Linked DNA regions of Homo sapiens: all the other regions are linked to region 3. A link is a loop called in an ENCODE intact Hi-C map of the cell type or tissue named here. Cell type or tissue: dorsolateral prefrontal cortex. All regions are shown on one strand.

Region 1 (5,000 bases), 1.3 Mb after region 3:
TGCCCAAGCTGGAGTGCAATAGCATGATAATAGCCCACTACAGCCTCAACCTCCCAGGGTCATGTCTCAGCCTCCTGAGTAGCTGGGACCACAGACGTGCACCACCACACCAAACTCTATTTTTTCTAGAGACAGGGTCTCCTTATGTTGCCCAGGCTGGTCTCAAACTCCTAGGCTCAAGTTATCCTCCCACCTCAGCCTCCCAAAGTACTGGGATTACAGCCGTGAGTCACCACGCCCAGCTGATAATAAAGAAATTTAATGAATGGGTTAACCTAAAATGTCTGTTAATACTCCTTTTGGCCAGGAGTGGTGGCTCATGCCTGTAATCCCAGCACTTTGGGAGGCTGAGGCGGATGGATTATTTGAGGTCAAGAGTTCGTGATCAGCCTGGCCAACATGGTGAAACCCCATCTCTACTAAAAATACAAAATAAATTAGCTGGGCGTGGTAGTGCATGCCTGTAATCCCAGCTACTCGGGAGGCTGAGGCAGGAGAATCGTTTGAACCTGGGTGACAGAGGTTGCAGTGAGCCAAGATCACGCCACTGCAATCCAGCCTGGGCAACAGAGTGAGACTCAGTCACAAAAAAAATTCCTTTCAGTTTTAGAATTTGATGGGTCTATATTAAATTTCATAAAATATATCCACTGCACGCTTCAGACTAAATATATTGGCTTAATATCAGAAATGTTTTTTAAAATTATTACACATAGAAACCACAATGATTACAGAGTGGTAAATGTGTTATCTAGGAATATAAGCTTCAGATGGTTATATTTTTCAGTAAAAAAGATACAGATGTCAATAAATGCTTCTAAATGCATAAAGGAGATCATGACCAGTTATTTTCTGTAGCTGTTGATGACAGAATAAGATGAAAGAGATTTAAATTATATTACAAGGATAGTAAAATAGATTTTTGCTCCATTTTTTCTGTCTCTTTATAACAAATTATACCATCATATTCTTCTGACATTCTTTTAATCATTCATTAAACTCTCCAGCATTAACTGCCTAAAATACACATTACTTTGCTGGCTCGGCACTGTGGGGTACAAAGGTGAGTAACAAAATGAGGTTCTATGCCATTAAAATGCTTATAGGGGCCAGGTGCAGTGTCTCATGCCTGTAATCCCAATACTTTGGGGAAGCCAAGACAAATGGATCACTTGAGGCCAGGAGTTCAAGACCAGCCTGACCAACATGATGAAACCGTGTCTCTACTAAAAATACAAAACTTAGCAGAGCATGGTGGCATGAACCTGTGGTCCAAGCTACTCGTGAAGCTGAGGCTGAGAATCTCTTCAACCCGGGAGGCAGAGGTTACAACGAGCCAAGATCACACCACTGCACTACAGCCTGGGCAACAGAGCGAGACTCTATCGCAAAAAAATAAATAAGTAAGTAAAATAAAATAAGATGCTTATAGGGTCTGCAACCACAATTTTTCCTGTTCACTGAGAGTAAACCTAATAGAGAATTTAGGATTCATCTTACACTTGAAATTTTGTTACTGATTATTGAAAAATTATCTACAAGCACCCAATTGTGAGTTTTACAGAAAACTGGTCTCAAGAGTTATGAACCAAAGATTCACTCCACGGGGTTCCCAGATCCCCTAAAATCATGTGCTAGGTGTTGACTTTATTTTTCTGGAGAGACTATAATGGTTTTCATTCATCTTATTCATCTCAAATGGTAAAAATCACCAGTGGAATGGAGCCACACATCCTGTAGCAGAAACTTCTAAAAAAAAAAAAAAAAAAAAAAAAAACAGGAAAAAGATGAAACATGGTACCATGTACCTGCTCAGCCTCCACAGATCCTGCTTTTGGAAACTGAAACATAAATTCTTAAAACTTGCACAACTTTTTTTCTGGTGCTTGAATGACCTCTAGTGGCTACTTAAATTATCACAGCCAATTGCTCACAGCAGGAATTAGGTTGGTGCAAAAGTAATTACAGTTTTTGCCATTAAAAGTAATGAAATAAAGAACTAAAAAGTGTTGAGAAATAACAAAATTAAGATGGCATCACAAAGGAGCACCTAGCTCAATTTCAAGTTATTATACAAGCTCTCTATTATCCAACCAAATGTAGTTCACAATACAGTGTAATTCAAAATAGTTCACCAGATAGTTCAGTACACGCCATTTTTTTTAATCAAATAAGTATGATTTTCCCTAAATTCTTGCATTTCGAACTAATAAAGCATCAGCAAATACCCATGAAGAGAACAGTACTGGAATAAAAGATACAAGAACCTCGGGAATTAACATCCACCCTTTCCTCTCAGTTGAGGCAGCACCAGGAATACAATGTCAACAAAGTACAACAACTGGAGTAAGAGAAATACTTTGAGAATATAAACTGGCCACAGAACTCAACCTGAGTGAGAACAGGTAACAAATATGGTTCAGGAACTGCTGGGCCAAACTCTCCAAGTGGGAGTACAGCAGCAGCAACAGCAAGTACCAGTAGAATGAGGCCATCACATCACCCAGGGTGACCAACAGGTCCCAGGTTACTTCACATGCCCTCTGCCCAGCCCCTTGACAATTCCTGCAGCAGCAAAACACACCATCTTCCAGGCACTGCCACACGGAGTCCCAAGAATGCTGATACAGTTTTATTTATTTTGAAATATTTGTCAGTATCTATACATACACAAGGCACTGTCTAGGCACTGGAGTGGAGTGTTGAACAAGACAGTTCAAAATCCCGATTCCAATGGAGCTTGTAGTCTAGTGTGGAAAGAGAAATAAATACATAAAATGCCAGGTGGTGATACATGCTGTGAAAAAGATAAAGTAGAACAATGGGGTTTGGAAATTACAGGGTGGTCGTAGTATTCTTTTCTATAAGTTGATCATCTCAATTCAGACTAGCTTTTCTTCAAGCACTCAATAGCCATAGTGGCTGGTGGCTACTATACTGGATAGTTCAACAAATCTGAAACTATCATCCATGCCTTTTTAGTTCATAATCTTTATCCTCTTTCTTTCTGAATCCTAAGAGAATTCATCCAACTGATCTTCAAATTCACTAACTCAGCTTCCTAAAGTATCCATCCTACTTAATACTTATTACTGCAACTACTGAATCATTTAATTCAACAGTCATATTTCACATATTCAGAGGCTCCTTCTTCACAGCTCCTGAGCAACCAATGCCTGCTCTGACGATGCAGGAACATCCTCTAAAATCTTGGCACTTTGTCTTGGACTTTAAGTTCTCTCCCATCTCCTACAGCTACTCCATCTCACTGGAGACCTTTTGCTCTGAGCCATCAGAAGGAACCCCCATTTTTGAGATCCTAAGCCTTCTCATCTTCCTGGTAATACTGCCCTAGATGCTCAATCTTTCAGACAAAAATCTACCTGACACATCTCTGAGAACCAAGCTGGGTACCATCAGTAATCATATAGGTCACAATTCATTTTTTTAGGCCCCCCAAAAAAGGAAAAATTTAGACTTTGTGGCATTTTACTAGTAACTCAGAGATCCAGCAGTTTGCAGGAAATAGAGATGGAATTGTAAGCAAGGGAAATACACTGAAATTAAATTAATCTCCACCCAGACACTATAAGGCCAGCTGGGATACTATCCCAGCAATTGGCTGCTGCAGTGAACAGCACAGAGAGAAAATGTTCCAATTCCTCTTAAGGCTCCAAATACCAGTTGGCTACTACAGTGGACAAGACAGACATAGAAATTTTTCCAATTTTTCTTAAAGCCCCAAATACCACACAACCAGCTTCAACTCTACAAAATCCCCTCTCCTTACCCCTTTTTTACTTCCTTCAGGAGCTCTTGCTGTTTCCCCTAAAAGCCTTGGTTCTTTTCACCTATGCTGACTCTTGAGCCTCTCCCAGTTCAAGGGATAAAACTCCATTACCAATTAAGTGTAACATACGTTAACGGAATAGGTAGAAAGTAATCTTTCATACGAAAACACTACATTCAAGGTGAAAGGCCAAAATAATTTGAATTTTGAATTGTAAGCTATGCTTTAACTAGGAAATACATTAGTCTGTTGGACAGACTATAAGAAAACTAGAAATGAAAAAAGCCTTATTCAAAAACAAATGAAATAATGATGAGTAGAGTTCATAAGCCTTGTTAACTCTGCTGTGCCATTTTAATGATGGACTACATTGTATATGTGCTGCTATGTTTAAGCCTAAAGGTCTGTTGAGGTAACAGTTTTAGAACGATTGCCACAATCCCACAGAGAAAAAACAAGTGAAGGTCGGTGAAAGCTGCAGGTTCTAAATTACAGAATCAAGAACAGTATTTCTTGACATTCATCACATTTAAGTAATAAAAGACATTACCTCAACAACAGGTGTATTTTCCTGGAGCTCAGCTGTGTGCGAAGCCAGTAAACCAATTACGTGAGCAACCTTGGCCCGTCTGTAAATGGAGAGAAAACAGGCTCTGAAAAGAAGAGTCGGGGACCGAGGAAACTAATCCCAGCTAGTTACATTATGCAATGATGAGCATTAGATATAAGACTGAGAAATAAAAATTGAATGTGACAGGTCAGGCCCACACTCCCACATGTACACAGCCCAGAGAAACTCTCCCTCGTATACTTAGGGAGACACGAACCGTAATGTCCGCTGCAATACTGCAACAGCGACAAAATTTAAACAAGTTGTGGTTTAATAGTAAAACGAAAAATAAAAATTTTAAAAATCTTTAACCAGAGAAAAGAGCAAAACAGTAATTAATCCTTTTATTGCTGAGTACAGAGGCATTTGGCTAAAGGTCTCTTTTCTACTTGTTAGTAGATCAATGAGTTTCTATGTAAGTAGTAAATAATATCTGAACAGTAACATATCTGTATGTATTCAGTGTAAAAGAAATTTTTACAATCAAGTTTTTAAATATTGTTATTTGCATAAACACTAGTTTTAATGAGGTGTTCCTTTAGTATCCAGCAGAAAACTGAAGTGGATAAATTACTATTAAATGACATTCAATGTGATTTG
Region 2 (5,000 bases), 1.5 Mb after region 3:
TTGTTGAGCAACAAACTGGCATGCCCAAGTGGAATGCGCCACATTCAGTTGCCCTTTAGCCTCACGTCGGACACCCTGTTTCCAAACACGGCTGAGTCGGCTGGATTGGCTGTCTCTGTGCGACTGCTTCTTTGGGGGTATGTGTCACCGGGGCTGGTGCATGTATGTGTGAGTAGATGGTAACTCGGTACGTGACACCAGGCTATGTGGAACTCAACTGTGTAATTTTGTGTCCGTTTTCTTAGAAAGCGTTTCTTCTGTTGGTAATTAAGGCCATGGAATTCTAGAGAACTCCCCAGTGTTGGTTTTCGTTCCTGTCTCTGAAGCATAGTTAGTCTTTCCTTTCCCATCCTATGAGGGTTTCTCTGCTTGTCCTTCTCTCTTCTGGAGATCCCCTTTGCTGTTCACAGCAAGTGAGCTGTCCCTCAGTGGGGAGAGAGGCAGAAAAGGAAGACTTGGACCTATCCCTTGTCCCTTTGTGGCTGGGGTGTGAGCCAGGGTGGAGTCGGAGGTCTTGCTTCCATTTCTGCCACTGCTTAGCCTTGAGACTTCCCCCATGTCTCTGAACCTTGCAGGGCCACAGTTTCCCCTTCTGTCTTTTAGATCTGGGTCTCCTCATTTATGAAATGTGTTCCCAATCCTCATCCTGCACTGCCTGCTGGCTTGTGAGAGTAAATGAAAGGCAGTAATAGATACAAGTGCTTTGCGTTGTTCAGCAAACATTTATTGAACACTTACTAGTTACCAGGCAGGGTTCCGGGTGCTGGGCAAACAGCGGAAAGCGAATCAGCATCTGGAGGTGCTGTCGCTACATCCCGAGGCCTCTTGCATGGTGGGACCTGCCGCAGGCCAAGCACCCATCTCGAGTCTGCTGCTGGTTTGCTCTGTGACATTTGGCCACCTCCTCAGCTTGAACACAGTGTCCTTTTCCATTCAATGAGGAGGTTGCGCCAGTAGTTTTTAGCTCTAATGTCCTCTTTGTAATTTGTGGAATCACAACTTTTGTGGTATGGAAAGTAATTACTAAGACTGAATCTCTGAAGATGTTCAGCTAAAGCTGTAAACTGCATAGTCCCTTGATAGAGAGGAATTTTCTAGAAGGTTGTCTGTCAGATACCACTTACAAAGTATCACATACATCTCCAGCACCAGTGTGGCCTATGTATGAGTCTTTATTCCTGCCCTTTAATCCTTATAATTTTAAGAAAATGGAATTGTTTCCAAGTCTGTACAGAATGGTTTCCAAGTGGCTGAGTAGGTGAGGAGTGTTGTCTTGTGAAGTCATTAAAACATTGCTGTGGGTTTGCAGTCACTGCCATGGGTAATGTGTCATGAGAGAGGGTTATTGCCTCTAGCCAGAGCGCCTGCCTCCCCAAGCATAGCCAGGGGTCATGCTCTGCACCCACCTCTCTGATGGCCAAGTGGAAAGTTGGTGGGTAAAGAAATGGAGTGGGAGAGGGACAGGGAGGAAAAAAATAAAAAAGATGGACCTCTGTATGGTGGCCACTATTTGATGAGCGAAGGTCCCTTTTCTTGTTCTTTGTCACCTTTAATGTGGTCTGTAGCATTCTCTGAAGTCCCAGAGTGTGGCGCCAGGATGGAAGTCCCAGTGTGCAGACTGGAGGCATGCATGTTTAATCTGGCCCTCAGTATTCAACATTTAGAAATCAGGGACTCTCATAAAAATACAGATCCCTGGTCTCTTGGGTGGAGTCAGCATGTCAAGGACTGGGGGCGTCACCGGGAAGTGCTGTGAGTGGCGGCTGCCCCCCAGACACAGCCCTCAGAATGTGCAACTCTTGCTCTCACCGCTCAGAGAAATTTAGGGTATGAAGAAAGCTTTTCTGCAGCCACTTACCTTTGTTCTACAGAGGAAGAAACTGAGTCCCAGGCATATGAACATGTGATTTGCCAGAGTGATAGGACGAAGTTGAGGGGGCAGAACCGAGGCTGGGCGTCCTTTCTCCAAACTCTTGAAACTGTGCTCCTGGCCGGCACCCAGGGCCTCTCGGCTTCCAGCAGGTGGCAGTTGTGGTGCTGGTTTCCTGCCATTGCCTCTTTCTGGCATTCCTTTCCTCCCTCTCCTGTTCTTCTCTCCTCCTTTGCTTTTGCTTGAGCTTTCTCTCACTAGGTTTTTCCTCTTTCTCTCTCCTGTCTTTTATTCTTCCCTCTCCCCTTGCTGTTTTCTCAGATCTCCTGCCAACTGGGTGAGTGTCTAGGGCTACTTTCCTTCTAGACAGCTCTTCTGCACACTCTGCTCACCTTGCAGCTACTCAGGTCCCTGTTCTCCTGGGCTTAGAGCCCTCAAGCTCCAGCGTGCAGGCACGAGGCCCAGAAACCCTGTTGGAATGATCGCACTCCCTCTCTGGAGGTGGCCACCACTCAGAGCATTTAACTCCTCTGTGGAGGAGGAGGTCCCTTGATCCTAGATAGGCTGACTTCTTCTGAGAGTCCACATATCTGTATTTCTTCTTTTCTTTTTTTTTTTTGAGACTGAGTCTAGCTCTGTCATCAGGCTGGAATGCAGTGGCCTGATCTCGGCTCACTGCCCAACCTCTGCCTCCTGGGTTTAAGCGATTCTCCCGCCTCAGCCTCCCGAGTAGCTGGGATTACAGGCACGTGCTGCCACGCCCAGATAATTTTTGTATTTTTAGTAGAGACGGGGTTTCACCATGTTGGCCAAGATGGTCTCGATGTCCTGACCTTGTGATCCGCCCACCTTGGCCTCCCAAAGTGCTGTATTTTTATTGTTTTTAGAGGGAGTTTCACTCTGTCGCCCAGGCTGGAGTGCAGTGCTGCGATCTTGGCTCACTGCAACCTCCACCTCCCGGGTTCAAGCAGTTCTTCCTGCTTCAGCCTCCCAAGTAGCTGGGATTATAGGCGTCCACCATCACGCCCATCTAATTTTTTTTTTTTGTATTTTTAGTAGAAACGGAGTTTCACCATGTTGGCCAGGCTGGTTTTGAACTCCTGACCTCAAGTGATCTGCCCGCCTCGGCCTCCCAAAGTGCTGGGATTATAGGTGTGAGCCACTGCGCCCCGCTGAGATCTGTATTTACATGAGGTTCTCTGAGTGTTAAATGTTGGACACTAATTTAGAGCTATTGCCTTTGCTGTAAAATGTAAGCATTGCCTCAGGCACCTGGCAGGTTTTGTGAAGCTGGCATGTCACCTGAGAATCAGTGCAAATCCCTAGACGGAGGAGTCTCCTCCTAGCCGCTCTCTGCAGGTGAGGATCTAGCCCCAGTCAGGTGGAGAATGGACACAGCTGCTTCTGCAGCTCTGCACCTTCCAGGTGCCAAGCAGGCTCCAGCACACTTTCTTCACTCCCTGGTGGCCCTAACTGAAGCCCACATCCTGGGTAGGAGGGTCCATTCCAAATCTTACGCCTTGGGAAAAACCTAGGAAGGGTTATACCTCTGAAGAGGTAAAGAGTCCTTTTAGGTTATTTTACTTTCAAAGTGATGTCATAAGAATGGTAGGTATTGGATTGACATCTGCTGAGCAATTGAGGGGACATTTACCATCCCATGGGACTTTCCTCTATGCTGGATAAAGACCTAGGGTGATACTGAGGTGGGTTTGAAAAGACCTTGACACTAGATGGCTCCACCTGCCTCATGTTGCAGGCTGGGCATGTGTCTGTCCTGGACAGGCAGGGGATTCACAGACTAGTCCTGCCACCGGCTGCTGCTCTCTCCTTCCCTTGTTCCATCACTCTTCTCACACTTACTGTTGCCTGGCAAAGTAGTAAGGGCTGGGCTGAAGGTAAGGTGGATAATTCAAAGCCTTTTCTCTTGAGGGGCTCACAATTAGTAGGGAAGAGCCACAGAGAATACACTTCTAACATCGTAGTGAAGTCATTTATGTACTGAGAACTGTGGAAGCCAGAGAAGAGAGGTTAAGGGAGGCTTTGCAATAGAGAGTGACATTTGAATGATATTTTAAGATGGAGTTTGCTAGGCAGTGAAGGGCATTCTAGGGAGCTAAAACAGCTGGTCTAAAAACTCAGATTTGTGAAAAAAATGTGTTTGGAAAATGGTGAGAAGTTGGTATGCCTTAAGTGAAGGGAAATTGGAGAAAATAGCAGAGGCTGGGCTTGATAAGAAAGGCTGTTAGGGTGTTGAGTTAGCTGCTTTAACAGAGACCAAAGTAATTGGAACTGTAGCCTCAATAAGGTAGTTGTTTATTTCTTTTACTTTTAAAAGTTCAAGTGGAAGGAGGTCCAGGGTGTTTCAGGCAGCTGAGGTAGCTCTGGTCATTTCCTGGGCATTGCCTTTACTAATTTAGCTAAGCATGGCTCCAGCACCAGGCCAACTCTGCAACTGGACAGACGGAAAGGGCATGACTTGGAAGTTCTGTTACATCCTGTTAACCAGGCATGTGGATACACCTTACTGCAGGGAAAGCTGGGAAACACAGTTTTTAGCTGGTTGGCCGTGGGCCCAGCCACATCTTGGGGGTTGCATGACCAAAAGGAAGAAGTGGCAATTGCATACTGGGAAACACTCAGTAGCCTCTCCTGTAGAAACGTAGAGGCAGAATGATGAAGCACTTTATAGGGAGCTGGGAGGTTTTTAAAGAGCAATAGTATGATTTAAAAAGCTCTTTGAGAGAATGAGATGGGAGGGTCATTTGAGGTCAGGAGTTCGAGACTAGCCTGGTCACCACAGTGAGATTCCATCTCTATTTAAAACAAAAAATAAAAAAATAAATAAATAAAAAGCTCTTTTCCAGAAATGGCACCAGCCACAATGTGGCCGGCCACCATGGGGCATTACAGTAACTGGGCAAGGAGGCGATGCCGAGGGGTAAGCCTCTCCTTATGGTTGAGCCTGGCCTTTTGATGGTTTGACAGGCTGGGGGTTGGTGGGATTTTGGGCTGTTGTTATTGCATATCTACCTGAAGCCATGGACCTTTGGGCTTTGGGATTGGTCAGGAAATTGATGCCCTTCATTTGTGACTTATTTGAGAACACATTTTGACTTGTTTACATTAG
Region 3 (5,000 bases):
TTTTCTCAGTCATTTTCACAGTAAATTTTTTTAGGGTCTAGTGGACACCTCTTCCACACTCTCCTCCTGATAGCTGAACAACACTGTAGGTTCACCCAGGACTTAAGAATACCAGAATTTGTTTCTCCCTCCATTGGTTTCAAAGACACCAATTAGATACTAAATCAGATATGGTTAGATATGATCTGTAGATGGGTTTTATAGCTCACAGTGTTTACAACTTTAAAAGATTAGCTGCCGGTACTTAAAAATTGTGCATATAAGTTTGGATTTGCAGCTTCTCTTGGAAAACTGAAAGAGCTGATAACCCTGGGCCTCATTTCTATGTGGCAATACTTGCCTGATACTGAGTGACAGCTGGCCCTTTAGGAGGGCCAGGTGCCACAGAGATCCTCATAGTCCCCACCTGGGACCTCTTCACTTACCTGAGTTTCCCGATGAAGGTACACAGAAATTGAAGCTTTCTCAGCATCTGTCTCTTCCTGATTCTCTGCAGTTTTCCAAGCCCCAGCTGTCAGAAGCCCCCTGATACCTTGAGCTGCTCAGCAGATCTTCCCTAAGAGCTGCCTGTAGGGGTAAGAACCAGATGCCATAGCAGTAATGGCCAGTGAATTCAGCCCAGAGCAGTGCACAATTCCCTTGGTTCCTGTCAGGAATTTAAGGCAATGCCTGAGCTTCCCCTGACTTGGTTCCCCAACTTGCCTTTCTGCTTGGGCCCTTGTTAAACTGACAGTCCACCCCTTGTTCATTCCTATGAGGTGTACAGATTCTCAGAGGTGGCTGCAACCTTCTATTCCTTGATAGCCCTCTCCTGGTTTGGACCCTAGGCTTCCTGCTTACCTGTAGCCTCCGCTTACAGCCTGGAACTTACCTCCTTCGACTGCCACAGCTCAGGGCTTTCAAGTGGGCATGGTGTTGCATCAAGTTGTTAATTGGCTTACATTTTGTTATTTATTTGCACAGGGTAAATATGTAGCAGGGTCTTTTTTTTTTTGAGGCGGAGTCTCGCTCTGTCGCCCAGGCTGGAGTGCAGTGGCGCGATCTCTACTCACTGCAAGCTCTGCCTCCCGGGTTCACACCATTCTCCTGCCTCAGCCTCCCGAGTAGCTGGGACTACAGGCACCCGCCACCACACCTGGCTAATGTTTTTGTATTTTTTTTAAGTAGAGACGGGGTTTCACCGTGTTAGCCAGGATGGTCTCAATCTCCTGACCTTGTGATCCACCCGCCTCGGTCTCCCAAAGTGCTGGGATTACAGGTGTGAGGCACCACACCTGGGCTGTAGCAGGGTCTTTGCCTTAGGAGGCAGGATGATGAACTGACCAATGGGACACAACAGGTAGTCCAGAAACCAGAAAAACACCTATATAGCCACCTGATTTATGACAAAGGTGACACTACAGTATAGTGGTGAAAGGTTGTATTTTTTATTTTATTTATTTTTTTGAGATGGAGTTTTGCTCTTGTTGCCCAGGGTGGAGTGGAATGGCGCTATCTTGGCTCATTGCAACCTCCGCCTCTCGGGTTCAAGCTATTCTCCTGCCTCAGTCTCACAAGTAGCTGGGATTACAGGGGCACACTACCACACTCAGCTTATTTTGTATTTATAGTAGAGACGGGGTTTCTCCATGTTGGTCAGACTGGTCTCAAACTCCTGAGCTCAGGTGATCGGCCCGCCTTGGCCTCCCAAAATGCTGGGATTACAGGTGTGATCCACTGTGCTTGACCAGGTTGTTTTTTTAAAATAACAGTGTTGGGTGTATTGTATATCTACATATAAAAAGTCTGTCTTTATCTCTGCCTCACACATACACCAAACTCAATTCCAGGTGAATTGCAGATCTAAAACAAGTAGGACTCTGAAAGAATACATAGGAGGAATCTTCAGGAGCCTGCAGTACTGCTTGTTTATTTAGTTCACTTTTTAAGTCATTCCACACAAAGGAGGATTGAAAGCCTACCATATATTGGGCTTCGTGCTGGGCAGCAGTGATACAAGAGTGAACAGTTTAGTTGCCCTCCAAGAGGATGCAGTTTAGTTGGGGAAAGACACAAGAAGCAAATGAGTACAACAAAGGGTGATGAACCCCCTAACAGTATATTAAGGGAGCCCAGAGGCAAGGTGAAGTAGGGTGAGGGAAGACTTTCACCCTAGTGCATGAGGGAGGAGTTAGCTGGGAGGAGTGGGGATAAGGGCACGTCTGGCAGAGAAACCAGCATGTGCAAAGGCAAGGAAGAACCGGGCACACAGATTGCTACCCATTTCTTAAAAAGGTGTAGAAACTCTCTTGAATTATATGCTGGCTTCTTGCTGAGAAGTATCACGTGTCAGTTTAGCACATATGTCACAACATGTGATGTCAATGATGGGTATTGTTATCCCAGTTTTACTGATGGGAAAGTGGATTTGGGGCACTTGGATGACTTATCCAAGTCCATCCAGCTCTCTAGTTGAGATGGTGGAATTAGAACTCATGTCTTTGGATCCCTACTTTTGTATTCTTTCCATTATGCCATGTGGCTGCTAGGTCAGCCCAAATCACGCCTTTGGAACATCATAGAGCCGAAGGCTTTAAGGGGAGTAGGAAGGACGCTCACACAATCTCTGGCTAGGTTTACAATTGGCCAGGTTAATGCCTTCAGGCTGCCCAGCATACATAAAGCTAAGGGACCAGCAAAGGGAAGGTTATATGAATGTGGTTACAAAGGGTCCAGGTCACAGATGTGCTGAGTCAAAAGTGTCTATTTTACACTATATGACTCTAAATGGAGGGGGGTGGTCCTGAAAGGAAACGCATACTTGGACGCCATGCCCAACATCTGCCACTAGGTGGAGCTCAGATGCAGGCATAAACCCTCAGTTTAAGGGTTTGGCAGAGGCTGCATTAGCACAGAGGGTAGGTGACTGTGCTCACATCTCTAACAGAAACCAGGATGGAGGCAGGAGGCCTTGGACACAAGCAGGATGACAATCCCACTTGCAGGCCTGCTAAGATCTGCCTAGGTCCATTTGCAAATCCTGGGCTGAATGTCATTGTTGGCTCCATGAGGTCTCTGTGCCCTGAAACCATCAGGGAAGCTGGAATTAGGAGCCTGGGCTCTTACCTTTGCTTTGCCTGCATTTATCTGTGGGGGTACACAAACAGCTGTATTTGGACTTTGAAATGATTATGGTACCTCACCTTTTTCCCACATGTGTAAAACACAACACTGGCCCTACAAGACCCCAAAACATGCATGATGCCAACTGGCAAGGAAGCATCTTTCTAAATTTCCTTGTGGCAAAATTCTGCTTGGGCTCATCAGACCTATTCTCTTTTTCTCCTTTCCTGGTGCCCTGTTTTGATATCCATTGGGAAATCCATGTGAATGACTAGCAAATCTCTTGTCATTTCACAATGTCAGTGTTTTCATGTTGTGATGTGGGGACAGCTTGTGCCTTGTAGGGCTGCTGTGAGCAACACATGTAAGAACAGAATCAAGAGGGCTTTGCAAACTGGGAAGTGCTCTATATGCTTATTGCAGCTCCACTTGTGGTGCCAAGTCCTCTGTTGTGCTATTTATGCCTCCTCCTCCTCCTAGACAGCATTTTTCATGTGCGAGGCATGGTTCTAAGTATTTTGTCATTCAGAAATCTTCCCATATCCTGTAAGGCAGGTGCTTCTATATCTCTTGCAGGCTAGTTTGTGGCAAAGGGGGCTTGAAATGGAGGTTCGTTGCTTCAAACTTTGAAATCAGGGGCCTCACTACTACCCACAGATGGCCTCTCCTGCTCAAAGACATGTTGCTGCAATGGAAATCCATGTGCCTTACTTTCCACATTTTCATTTGTTACCAGATGGAGGCTTAAAAGTAGTTCTCCCTGTGGTTCTCACCTCCCTTTGTATTCGCCTCCAGCCTCAAGGCCCTTGCTTGGGCCCAGCTGTTCTCCACGCCCCATCTACTTCTCTCTTCTGGGATGGAGCAGAAGAGAGGAGGAAGATTGAGGGGACCTGGGAGAGCAGAATGGGTGAGCCCTACTCTGTGTGTCCTGCTGCAGGGAGGGTGGGTGTTGCCTTTGCAGGGATGAGGAAAAAGTAAGGGGTCCCTCCACTCCTAAGCACCATTAACCTTCTGTTAAGCATAGGGACACCTCCAGGATATAGTTGTCATTGATCCATTTGGGTGCTGTTGGTTGAAGTCACACTGGGCATGGCGAATTAGAAAATGCAAGACACTTTTCTTCATGGTAGCAGCCTTCTCATTGCCTGAGGGTCATCACCTCCAACCTTGGGCCAGAAAGGAAGCTCGTGATGCACCCTCCCTCCCTTCTGTCAAAGGGCCAAAGGGTGTTCAGGAGCCTCCCAGGTCACAGAGCTTCATCCAGGAGCTGGGCAGGGAGCAAATGGCATTGGACCTGGGGCTTTTTCATTTTTTGTAATTTCATGAAGGGATGCCTGTTTTTACAAGGTTCATGGTTAGTGCTCAAATTCTAAATTGATGAGAATAGTAGGGGGCTGTGCAAAGGGGGAGGGGCAGGAGGTATGTTTTATAAATGTATCAAGCTATAGCACCAGCACTGAATGAAAAGAAGGAAGCCAGCTAGACAGAAAGAGCATTGGTTGTTAAGGTCCCCTTTGGTCCTAAGATCTGGGATTCAAAGACTGGATCTTATTCATTTGTTTTCATTGAGGTGTAAATGACTGACACATTGTTCTGCTGTCCTTATGGTTTACTCAAGAATGATAGACAAACTTCTCTGAGCCAGATTCTCCAGGCAGCTGTTCCAGGGGAAAACAAAAGCAACTGCAGCTCTGTGAGGAGCCCTCCTGTAGCTCCCAGCTACATACAGGAATAACCTCTGCCAACCCTTCCAGGAGGAGGAAGCTCTAGTGGGTCAGACAAGCCAGGGTGGACCTGGATCCATAGCTCAGTGACACCTCCTTGGGCCTGTCACCCCACCCCGGGCCCCATCGGCACCTCTGGCCAAATCACACTGGAATGATACAGTTGGCTCCTTT

What was found. A loop is a pair of places that touch in the nucleus more often than their neighbours do. Peaks named below come from ENCODE experiments on the same cell type or tissue, not always from the same donor. Only the 100,000 strongest peaks of a DNase experiment are listed, where the experiment ranks them.
Region 1: it touches region 3 in a loop (12-fold over the local background); 105 of 110 quality-filtered maps call a loop at or near these places.
Region 2: it touches region 3 in a loop (2.8-fold over the local background); 7 of 110 quality-filtered maps call a loop at or near these places.

Annotation. Positions count from the first base shown.
Region 1 is chr3:41,879,534-41,884,533 of GRCh38, forward strand. ULK4 (unc-51 like kinase 4) reads right to left here. Exons shown (of 37, transcript NM_017886.4): 17 at 4,341-4,419. Among named protein-coding and RNA genes, the nearest start is that of ULK4, 80 kb to the right of the region's middle. In dorsolateral prefrontal cortex, a CTCF peak has its summit at 1,911 (motif pointing left); no DNase peak of the experiment used is centred here.
Region 2 is chr3:42,115,348-42,120,347 of GRCh38, forward strand. All of the region lies in intron 1 of TRAK1 (trafficking kinesin protein 1), which reads left to right. Among named protein-coding and RNA genes, the nearest start is that of TRAK1, 26 kb to the left of the region's middle. RefSeq lists an enhancer at 3,765-3,854. In dorsolateral prefrontal cortex, CTCF peaks have their summits at 2,016 (motif pointing right), 3,595 (motif pointing right) and 3,796; DNase peaks (open chromatin) are centred at 2,004, 2,324 and 3,654; H3K27ac peaks cover 2,456 bases.
Region 3 is chr3:40,577,873-40,582,872 of GRCh38, forward strand. No RefSeq gene overlaps it. Among named protein-coding and RNA genes, the nearest start is that of ZNF621, 55 kb to the left of the region's middle. In dorsolateral prefrontal cortex, CTCF peaks have their summits at 2,824 (motif pointing right) and 3,027; a DNase peak (open chromatin) is centred at 2,849; H3K27ac peaks cover 2,172 bases.